3 separate regions of the Homo sapiens genome follow, and regions 1 and 2 are each linked to region 3. A link is a contact called in ENCODE Hi-C data. All regions are on one chromosome and are shown on one strand. The core of a region is the stretch at or near the end of the contact, and the rest is flanking DNA. Distances in the headings are between cores, read along the strand shown.

What was found. Hi-C counts contacts between places; a loop is a spot of excess contacts on that map. Pooled maps may share reads with other maps.
Region 1: a loop to region 3 is called in a pooled map, with 4 times the contacts of the local background. The contact joins the enhancer-like site here to the promoter of CYLD-AS1 in region 3. A Hi-C loop is called at or near these places in 3 of 50 pooled maps.
Region 2: a pooled map shows a loop between it and region 3 (14-fold over the local background). The contact joins the promoter of N4BP1 here to the promoter of CYLD-AS1 in region 3. A Hi-C loop is called at or near these places in 11 of 50 pooled maps.

What each region holds. Positions count from the first base shown.
Region 1 is chr16:53,098,180-53,100,879 of GRCh38, forward strand. All of the region lies in intron 1 of CHD9 (chromodomain helicase DNA binding protein 9), which reads left to right. Among named protein-coding and RNA genes, the nearest start is that of CHD9, 45 kb to the left of the region's middle. RefSeq lists enhancers at 691-820, 779-1,978, 881-930, 1,021-1,100, 2,051-2,150 and a silencer at 1,641-1,750. Within about 2 kb of position 1,317, at least 40 of the 41 ENCODE cell types and tissues checked have a DNase peak (open chromatin) inside an H3K27ac peak, as active enhancers do.
Region 2 is chr16:48,608,896-48,611,595 of GRCh38, forward strand. N4BP1 (NEDD4 binding protein 1) reads right to left here and starts at 1,285. Exons shown (of 7, transcript NM_153029.4): 1 at 880-1,285. The coding sequence starts at 1,077. It overlaps LOC124903687 (a long non-coding RNA gene), which reads left to right and starts at 1,415. Exons shown (of 2, transcript XR_007065063.1): 1 at 1,415-1,623; 2 at 1,760-2,318. RefSeq lists enhancers at 416-465, 1,416-1,465, 1,476-1,555 and a silencer at 776-1,375.
Region 3 is chr16:50,741,478-50,744,177 of GRCh38, forward strand. CYLD-AS1 (CYLD antisense RNA 1) reads right to left here and starts at 1,270. Exons shown (of 7, transcript NR_184279.1): 1 at 1,194-1,270. CYLD (CYLD lysine 63 deubiquitinase) reads left to right here and starts at 609. Exons shown (of 19, transcript NM_001378743.1): 1 at 609-647; 2 at 1,285-1,364. MIR3181 (microRNA 3181) reads left to right here and starts at 828; the gene lies at 828-900. RefSeq lists a silencer at 424-1,023 and an enhancer at 1,264-1,363.

The DNA of each region.
Region 1 (2,700 bases), core at 67-2,566, 2.4 Mb after region 3:
AAAAGCTGGGAGGCAGACAGGCGTGGTGGCTTACGCCTGTAATCCCAGCACTTTGGGAGGCCGAGGCGGGTGGATCACCTGAGGTCAGGAGTTCAAGACCAGCCTGGCCAACATGGTGAAACCTCGTCTCTACTAAAAATACAAAAATAAGCTGGGCATGGTGTTGGGCATCTGTAATCCCAGCTATTTGGGAGGCTGAGGCAGGAGAATTGCTTGAACCCAGGAGGTGGAGGTTGCAGTGAGCTGATATGGCTCTGCCCCACTCCAGCCTGGGCAACAGAGTGAGACTCCGTCTCAAAAAAAAAAAAAAAAAGAAAGAAAGAAAAGCTGGGAGGCCTGAGATTTTGTGTCTATTATACCTAAGGGATGAAAGAGTCCTGACCTGGAGACCCGAAACAATGTTTGGCTGCTTTTTTCTTTGTCTCTTGTAAACCAACATCAGCAATGAGCAGGCCACCTCAAGTGTGACTCAATCAACGCGAGGCAGGAGGCATGCAAAACAAAACAGAAAACTCCTGGCAGCCTTAATATAGCGATTTTTCTAGCAATCTACATGACTATCCAGGCCCAATGCACCCCATTACATATGCAAAACATCTGACGTTTGTGTAACAAGCCCTTAACCCCTGGCTGTTATTCTTATTTCCAAACTGGGGTGCATCATTAGATAAATGCAGAAATCAAGAACCGTCGCTCCTAGTCAAGCGTCTGTGGCTCAGTTCTCAGAGCCAGGCCAAAGGAGTAATTATAGCTTTCCTCTATAGTGTACGGGGCAGGAGGCTGATTTAATAAAGGAAGCCTACTGTCTGTCTCCAGCCTGGCTCTGACTCATGGAACGAGGGAGTCCCAGAGCACTACCCACAGAGGGTGGGTGGTGAGCAGCTGAGGGTGGGAGGTGAGGGTGGCCGCTAGCAAGGCCTGGGCCCAGAGCCCTGAGAATGAGGAAACTCCCTGCTTGGCCAGGAGGAACCTGCAGCTGGAGCCAGAGGAAGTGAGGCTCAGACAGAGCAGCTGCTGTTCCAGCAACAGCAGCAACTGCCGCACCCTTGAAAGGAGGCCCCTGCCGTGTGGACCCGTAAAATAAAATGGGTTAGTAATTTTCATATTCAGAATTGATTGGGGGAAACGATCGAATTGCTTCTAATGGGGATGGCCACCTTTGTGTGCTGTACCAGGGTCTTTGGTTTCTTTTAGGGGCCTGGGTCGATGGAGTCTGGAGTGATGAGCGTTCGGTTAATTTGGTTTCTCACTTTGGCAGCTAATTAGGTCTTCACGACCACAGAGAGAGTTCTGAGCTGGGAGTGGTTTCAGCTACACCGAGGGGGACGGCCCGCTCTGGAATGGATTTGTGTTCCACCTTAGATAGGTCACCAGAGGTCATCTTATCCTTCCTTCTGCCTCCAGCTGCTTTCTCCTTCCTCCCCTGACAATCAGCCAGACAGAGGCAACCTGACCTCTTCCTCCTCCGGACTCCTCCGGGCGGGAGATTCGGCTCCACCCCTTCCCTTCCCGCTGAGTCACACACCTCCCAGTCAGGTGATCCTCCCCTGGGCCCTTCCGAGAGCACCTTGACCTATATTCCGTTCTCTCCATGACAGCAGACTCTAAGAGTCCCGGGAGAGAGCCCGCCAGGCCAGCTGGCGTGGTGCCCTGGCAGCCCCAGACTGCAGACCAGGCGCCCCGGGCAGCGGGAGGGGGTGCTCCCACCCCAGAGGCCTGGAAATGGAAAGTTAGGAGGCTGGTGGCTGTGTGCAGGGCGGGGGAGGAGGAGGTGGGGAGTTGAGTCAGCTGGGAAAGCTGACAGCCACTGGCGGCCGCGTGCTTCCTCCCCTCCCTCTCTGGGCTCCTCAGCTCCCTGCCAGGCCCTGACCAAGCAGGCTGCAGGGGATGAAGCGGTGAAGGGCAGATGCCATTGTGGCTGGGTGATACTGCAGCCCACGGGGAGAGGTGAGGAATTGTGCAAATAATGGGATAAACCTACATGACTCACCCGGAGAATGTGAGCCGAAGAAAACTTCTCCTGCCACAAGGACCGAATTCCCATTCCCAAATTATCCACAAAATGGCCCCTACTTATTTTGTCTATGGGTTCTTTGTGCAGTTGCTGCCTGTACAGTCTTTGTGTCCTCTGAATGTGAGGAGAATAGGGCTGCTATGGGAAAGGAAATTAAAAGAGAAGTGATCCTTGGGTATCACACCTGTAAAAAGCGATATTAACTGAAAATCACTGTTCCTTTTGAATTAGAAAGCACTCTGAATTTAGACTCATTCGTCTTTTTTTTTTTTTTTTTCCAAAAGACAGGGTCTTGCTCTGTTGCCCAGGCTGCTGGAGTAAAGTGGCTGATCATAGCTCAGTGAAGCCTGGGACTCCTGAGCTCAAGTGATCCTCCCGCCTCAGCCTCCCAAGTAGTTGGGACTACAGGCATGCACAACCATGCCCGACTAATTTTTTAATTTTTTTGTAGGGATGGAGTCTCACCATGTTGTCCAGGCTGGTCTTGAACTCCTGGGCTCAAGCAATCCACCCACCTTGGCCTTGGCCTTTCGAAGTGCTGGGATTACAGGCGTGAGCTGCCACCCCCAGCTTGAGTAGAATCTACCTTCACAAACACTTAGAAGCTCTATGACATTGGCAAGTCACTATAGGCCTCTGTCTCCAATCTGTAATATGGGGATTTTTAATAAAACCATCCTACTACT
Region 2 (2,700 bases), core at 35-2,534, 2.1 Mb before region 3:
ACAAAGAATAACGCTATTTTTTGTTAACATATTAAATATCCGGCCGGGGTGGCTCCCGCGTGTAGTCCCAGCACTTTGGGTGACCGAGATGGGAGGATGACTTGAGTCCAAGAGTTCGAGACCTGCCCGGGCAACATAGTGAAATCCCCTACCAAAAAAAAAAAAAAAAATGAGCCGGGCGTGGTGGCGCGCTCCTATAGTACTAGCTACTCGGGAGGCTGAGGTGGGAGGATCACTTGAGCCCGGGAAGTCGAGGCTGCAGTGAACTGAGACCGCGCCACACTGCACTCCACTGTGGGTGACAGAGTGAGACCCTGTCTCAAATAGAAAAAAATAGGTAAACATAAATCCTTTCTTTCTGACATTCTCCGAGCGTTTTATTACTATTAATAGTTTTTTTCCGATTCTCAAGAGGAACTGAGATCCCAAAAAGGCTCAGAACTGCAGTAGTGGAGGCCCGGGACTGGGGGATAAAGGCTTAGGTGGTGGACGAGGCTGCGGGCCCAGCAACAGGCCTTGCGTACCATCCTGGGGGCCGGGGAACTGACAACAACAGGCGACATGCGCAGCGCACCCGATCCGTGCCACACGCTGTGCCTGCGCTTCATACACATCCCCCACTTTCATCCTCGCGACAGCCCTCTGAGGTAGGTACTTTCGTCAGCGCCACTTTACAAATGGGGAAACTGAGGCTCCGGGGATCAAGCCGCTATCCAAGGTCACATGGCTCGCGAGCCGAAAAGGCACGTTCGCTGGCTCCCGAGACTGCGTTCCCAACCCAGGCGCATCGCGGCGGACGGCGGGGGCGGGGAGGAGCGGGAGCCCGGAGACCCGGACCGATCGAGGCCGCGGGCGCGCGGGGGCGGCGGCCGGACTCACCTTGGCGCTGTGCACCGCCTCCTGCGCCCCGCAGAGCTGCAGCCAGATGCGCGCGGGCAGCGGCTCCTCAGCCCCTAGCGCGCCGAGCACGGCTAGGCTCACGCCAAACAGGCCCTCGATACGGCCGCGGCTCTGCTCCAGCAGCTCCGCCTTCTCAGCTGGCGCAGTGAACTCGTCCAGCACCGCCCGGGCCGCCATGGCGGGCGCGGCCTCCCGCGGCGGCGCCGGGGGCCGGCGGCGGCGACGCCCCCTCAGCTTGCTGCCGCTGCTCCCAAGCCAGTCAGGCGGCGTCGGCCCTTCCCGGCCGCCTCGCCCCCGCCCGCGCCCCGCCGCCCGCCCTCAGGCCCGGCTATACCATCCCGCCACGACCGCAGCAGCTTGGCAATTGCTGGCAGCGAACCCCTCCGCCCCTTTGCCGCCGCCGCGGGCCGGGCCCCGCCGCCGCGCATGCGCCCCGGCCGCAGCCGTCATTGAGGCTCGCCGCCCCCTAGGGGAAGGGAGTAGGGTGAAGGCGACGGAAGTTGACGTCACCCTCAGTCGCCATGTTGGTTGAGAATAAAGGGATGGTTTTGGAGGCCTGGGCGGACTTCTTTGATGAGGGGAAACCGCTTTCGCGGGATCTGGTGGATGTAGATATATGGGTTTATAGTTGGGGAAACTTAATTGCCAGGAGGCGAGACTGAGAGTGTCACAGGGATTGGACTTGACCTCAGACATCTTGACGCTCAAACCAGGATTCTAGCAGTTGAGTTATTCAGTTTCACGTTAATCCACAGGCAGACGGGACTTTTCTTTCTCTGTTTCTTCCCTTCCTCCCTACCCTTTTACCTTCTTAGCTGCCCTTCTCACTTTTTTCTCTTTCCCTTTTTATTTCTTTCAGTAAAAATGGTAGCAAGAAGAGAAGAAAATGGGCATACTTACGGAGAATTGAAAATCAAAAAAATGATTAAGATAAATTCAAGAAGGCCGGGCGCGGTGGCTCACGCCTGTAATCCCAGCAGTCTGTGGGGGCAGAGGCGGGTGGATCACTCGAGGTCCGGAGTTCGAGACCAGCCTGACCAAAATGGAGAAACCCCCGTCTCTGCTAAAAAAAAAAAAAAAAAAAAAAAAAAAAAAAAAAAAAAAAAAAAAAATTAGCGCGGCGTGGTGGCACATGCCTGTAATCCCAGCTACTAGGGAGGCTGAGGCAGGAGAATCGCTTGAACCCTGGAGGCAGAGGTTGCGTGCGGTGAGCCGAGATTGCGCCATTGCACTCCAGCCTGGGCAAGAAGAGCGAAACTCCGTCTCAAAAAAAAAAAAAAAGATAAATTCAGGAGAGTGATTTCTTCTGTGAGGGAAGAAAGGGGATATGTTATGGGAGAAGCCCGAAAAGTGGGAGTTTGGGGGCTCACTCATGATCTTCCCTGGGACTGGAGCAAATAAACCCTAACCCCTCTCCAGGTCTGTTTTCTGATCTGTAAAATAAAAGAGTACACTCAGTTATCTCTAAGGCCTTTTCCAGGCCTTTATATTCTCTGAGTCCATGAAAACAGATTGTGGAAGATAAAGTGTTGGATTCCTTTCCTTCAGCTAAATATTGTGGCTATAGTAGATAGGGGCTCTGGGAATATTACCTCTCTCTGTTTTAATTTTTCATCTATAAAATGTAGATAATAATAGTACTTCCTATTGTGAATATTAATACAGCACCCAACACTGTAAGTGCTCACTGAACATTATTATTGCTAACTTAAGCAATATATTTAAGGCCTAATTTTCAGGGAAAATCTTTGTGTGGATTATGCAACCACAGTGAACTTGTGGGCCCAGGAGTCTGTGCCA
Region 3 (2,700 bases), core at 20-2,519:
ACAATCCTGTAAGACAACCGATACTATGATCTCCATTTTACAGATGAGGACATTGAGGCTCAGCGTGGTTGTGACTTCCTCAGGTCACGCAGCCACTGAATGAAAGCGCCAAAGATTCAAACTGAGGTCTGATTCTAAAGCTTTGCTCTCTCACGGCATCCTGGAATCCTATTTCAACCTTCATCTGGACTCTTAACCCAGCCCAAACCTAAGCGTCTACAGTTTTGACAGCTGAGGCGGGAGCACGGGAGGCGGAGCTGGTGGCAGCGCAGCGCCCCGCCCCGGCTCCAGCATCAGCCAATGGTGACGCGGCACCCACAGCCTTTCGCCCAATCAGCTTGAGCTTCCCGCCTCCATCCGCCGCTCTTCTCTGCCCCGCCCCTTCGCTTTCCCTTTGGTTCCACCGAGCTTGACAGAGCGGAAAGTCCCTTCGGCCGGCGCCGGGCTGGCAGCCATTGGAGGAAGGTCTGTCACAGGGAGGCCCAATCACGGCCCGCTCAGGAGCGCAGCTCGGCCTACGATTGGCTAGCGCGGCGGCTGCCCCCTCCGCCCCCGCTCCCTCCCTCTTCCCTGTGCGGTTCGGAGGCGGGGCAGGTGGGGGCGGGCCCAGGTAGCAGGTTTGGCTGCGCGGGGGCCGCGCGTCGGAGGTAAATACTAGGGCGGTGGGTGTGGGGAGCCGGGGCCGGCCCGGGACGCGGGCTGGGGAGCCGGGGCGAGGGGCGACGCCCCGCCGCCCGAGGTTAGTGAATGAGCGGGCGGCTGGCGGCCGGCGGGCGGCCGGATCCCCTCGGCGCAGCCGCCTGGCCTCAGGGCGTCCGGAGCCGCCGCGGCGACCATCGGGCCCTCGGCGCCGGCCCGTTAGTTGCCCGGGCCCGAGCCGGCCGGGCCCGCGGGTTGCCGAGCCCGCTGACGTCAGCCCGGGTTTCCCCCCCCCACCGGGGCTTCCCCATCCCCCGAGGCTTCCCGGGAGGGCTGCGAGTCCGGGGAGCGTGCGGGGTCGCCACCATCGGGACCCCCAGAGGAGAGAGGACTTGGGGCGGGAGCCGCGCGGGACGCTGTCCCCCTCCCGCCCCCCACCCCATTTACAGATTGGGAGACTGAGGCACAGGCCGCTGGCGGGCCCCGACGGCCACGGTTGGCCTCAGGAGCCCGGGGCTGTGATTCCTACCGACCGCGCCGCGGGGCGTACGTACCGATCGATTTTGCGGGTGTTGGTGGCTCCCGTCCAGGAATGGCAGTCGGGGTTCTGGCCTTGTTAATGGCGTGTTCTGCTTTTTCTTTCAGTTTCCCCCTTTCTAGGGTGAGGATGGTTCTACACAGCCACCCGGAGTTCCTTAGTTGAAAGGTGCGCCCTGCTGTGACAGGTATTCTTTCTTTATGTTTTTCTTTCATGTTAACAATCGAGGGGGGTGGGGGGCGAATGGGGGGCGGGGGCGAAGTCATGAAATCTTCAGGAGATGGTGTTGAGTTTGGTACTCAGCTGGGTCAGCTGCCGGTTATTCATGTACTTGGCATCGTTTCTCTTCCACCCCTTGGCATTTGAATGTTTTAGGATAGTTGTCATCTTCCAGCCACCAAGCCTGTGGCCTTGCAGTCTCCCAGCCCCCATCATCCCTGCCACCTTCTTCTCCTCAATTTTTCCTGGAAAGTTTTATCCTTAGCTCAGCTAAGGAGCATGCCTACCTTGCTTTTGAATTCGGGCTAATTAGGGATCTTAATAAGATTGTTCATTTTGCAATCATTGGCTCTCAGAGAAGCACCCAGGCCTTGAGAGGGTGTTCGTTTGATTGTTGGCTTTCTACACACCCCCTCACGCCCCAAGTAGACTGAATGGCCTTAAGAATTTAGCCTCCCATTCCCCACTGAGCAGTAGGTGGATTTGAACTAGAACAGTATTAGGAGAAAATGATTTGCTGGAAATTCTTATTGAAGTAACACCCAGAACATTCTCTAATATTCTGCTGCAAAATTGTATAGTATTCTTGCAAATAAACCTTCCTCTGGGTGGTAACTTTTGTGAGAAGCAGATAAGGCTTGTTATATAAAGCACAACTAACATTAAGCAGCAATGATTTTTATAGTCTGGCACACCTAAACTGTGGTTTTGTTTGATTTAAGGAAGTCTCCAACACAGGGAGAGAGAAAGGAATAGTTATGTTGTTTATCAAACTATTAGTATTTTGTTCCTGATTTTCACACTATGATTTAAATTAGTTTTTTTTTCATTGGTTGTACAGAATTTATAAGCATCATACATGCTAGTTGAGGCTGTAGGAAGCTAGTATCAAATAAACCTCAAAACAACTTGGTTTCGTAATTGTGAAATTTTCCGTATTTGTTTCTTCTTATATGTATAACAATGAAGTGGTTTAGCATGATTTCATTTTATCTAGAGAATTACTGAAGTTTTAGGCAAAATTCATTAAATACTCCCAATTCCTGAGTCTTTTTCTCTTCTCTTTCTCTTGGTTTAATCCCTTAAACAGGAGGAGGAAATGCAATTTTGTTTTCACTGTTACCACTTGAGTCTTTCATTCATTTCTCTGTATTCAGTGCCTAGCATATGCCAGGCTCTCGTGTGGGCACTGGATAATATAAAAATGAAGGACTTGGGGAATTCACAGTTTGGCAGTGGAGTGGCTAGGTTTAACACTAGAGAGGCAGCAGTATTCCTTGTTCCAGTGGGAATATGCAGATGTG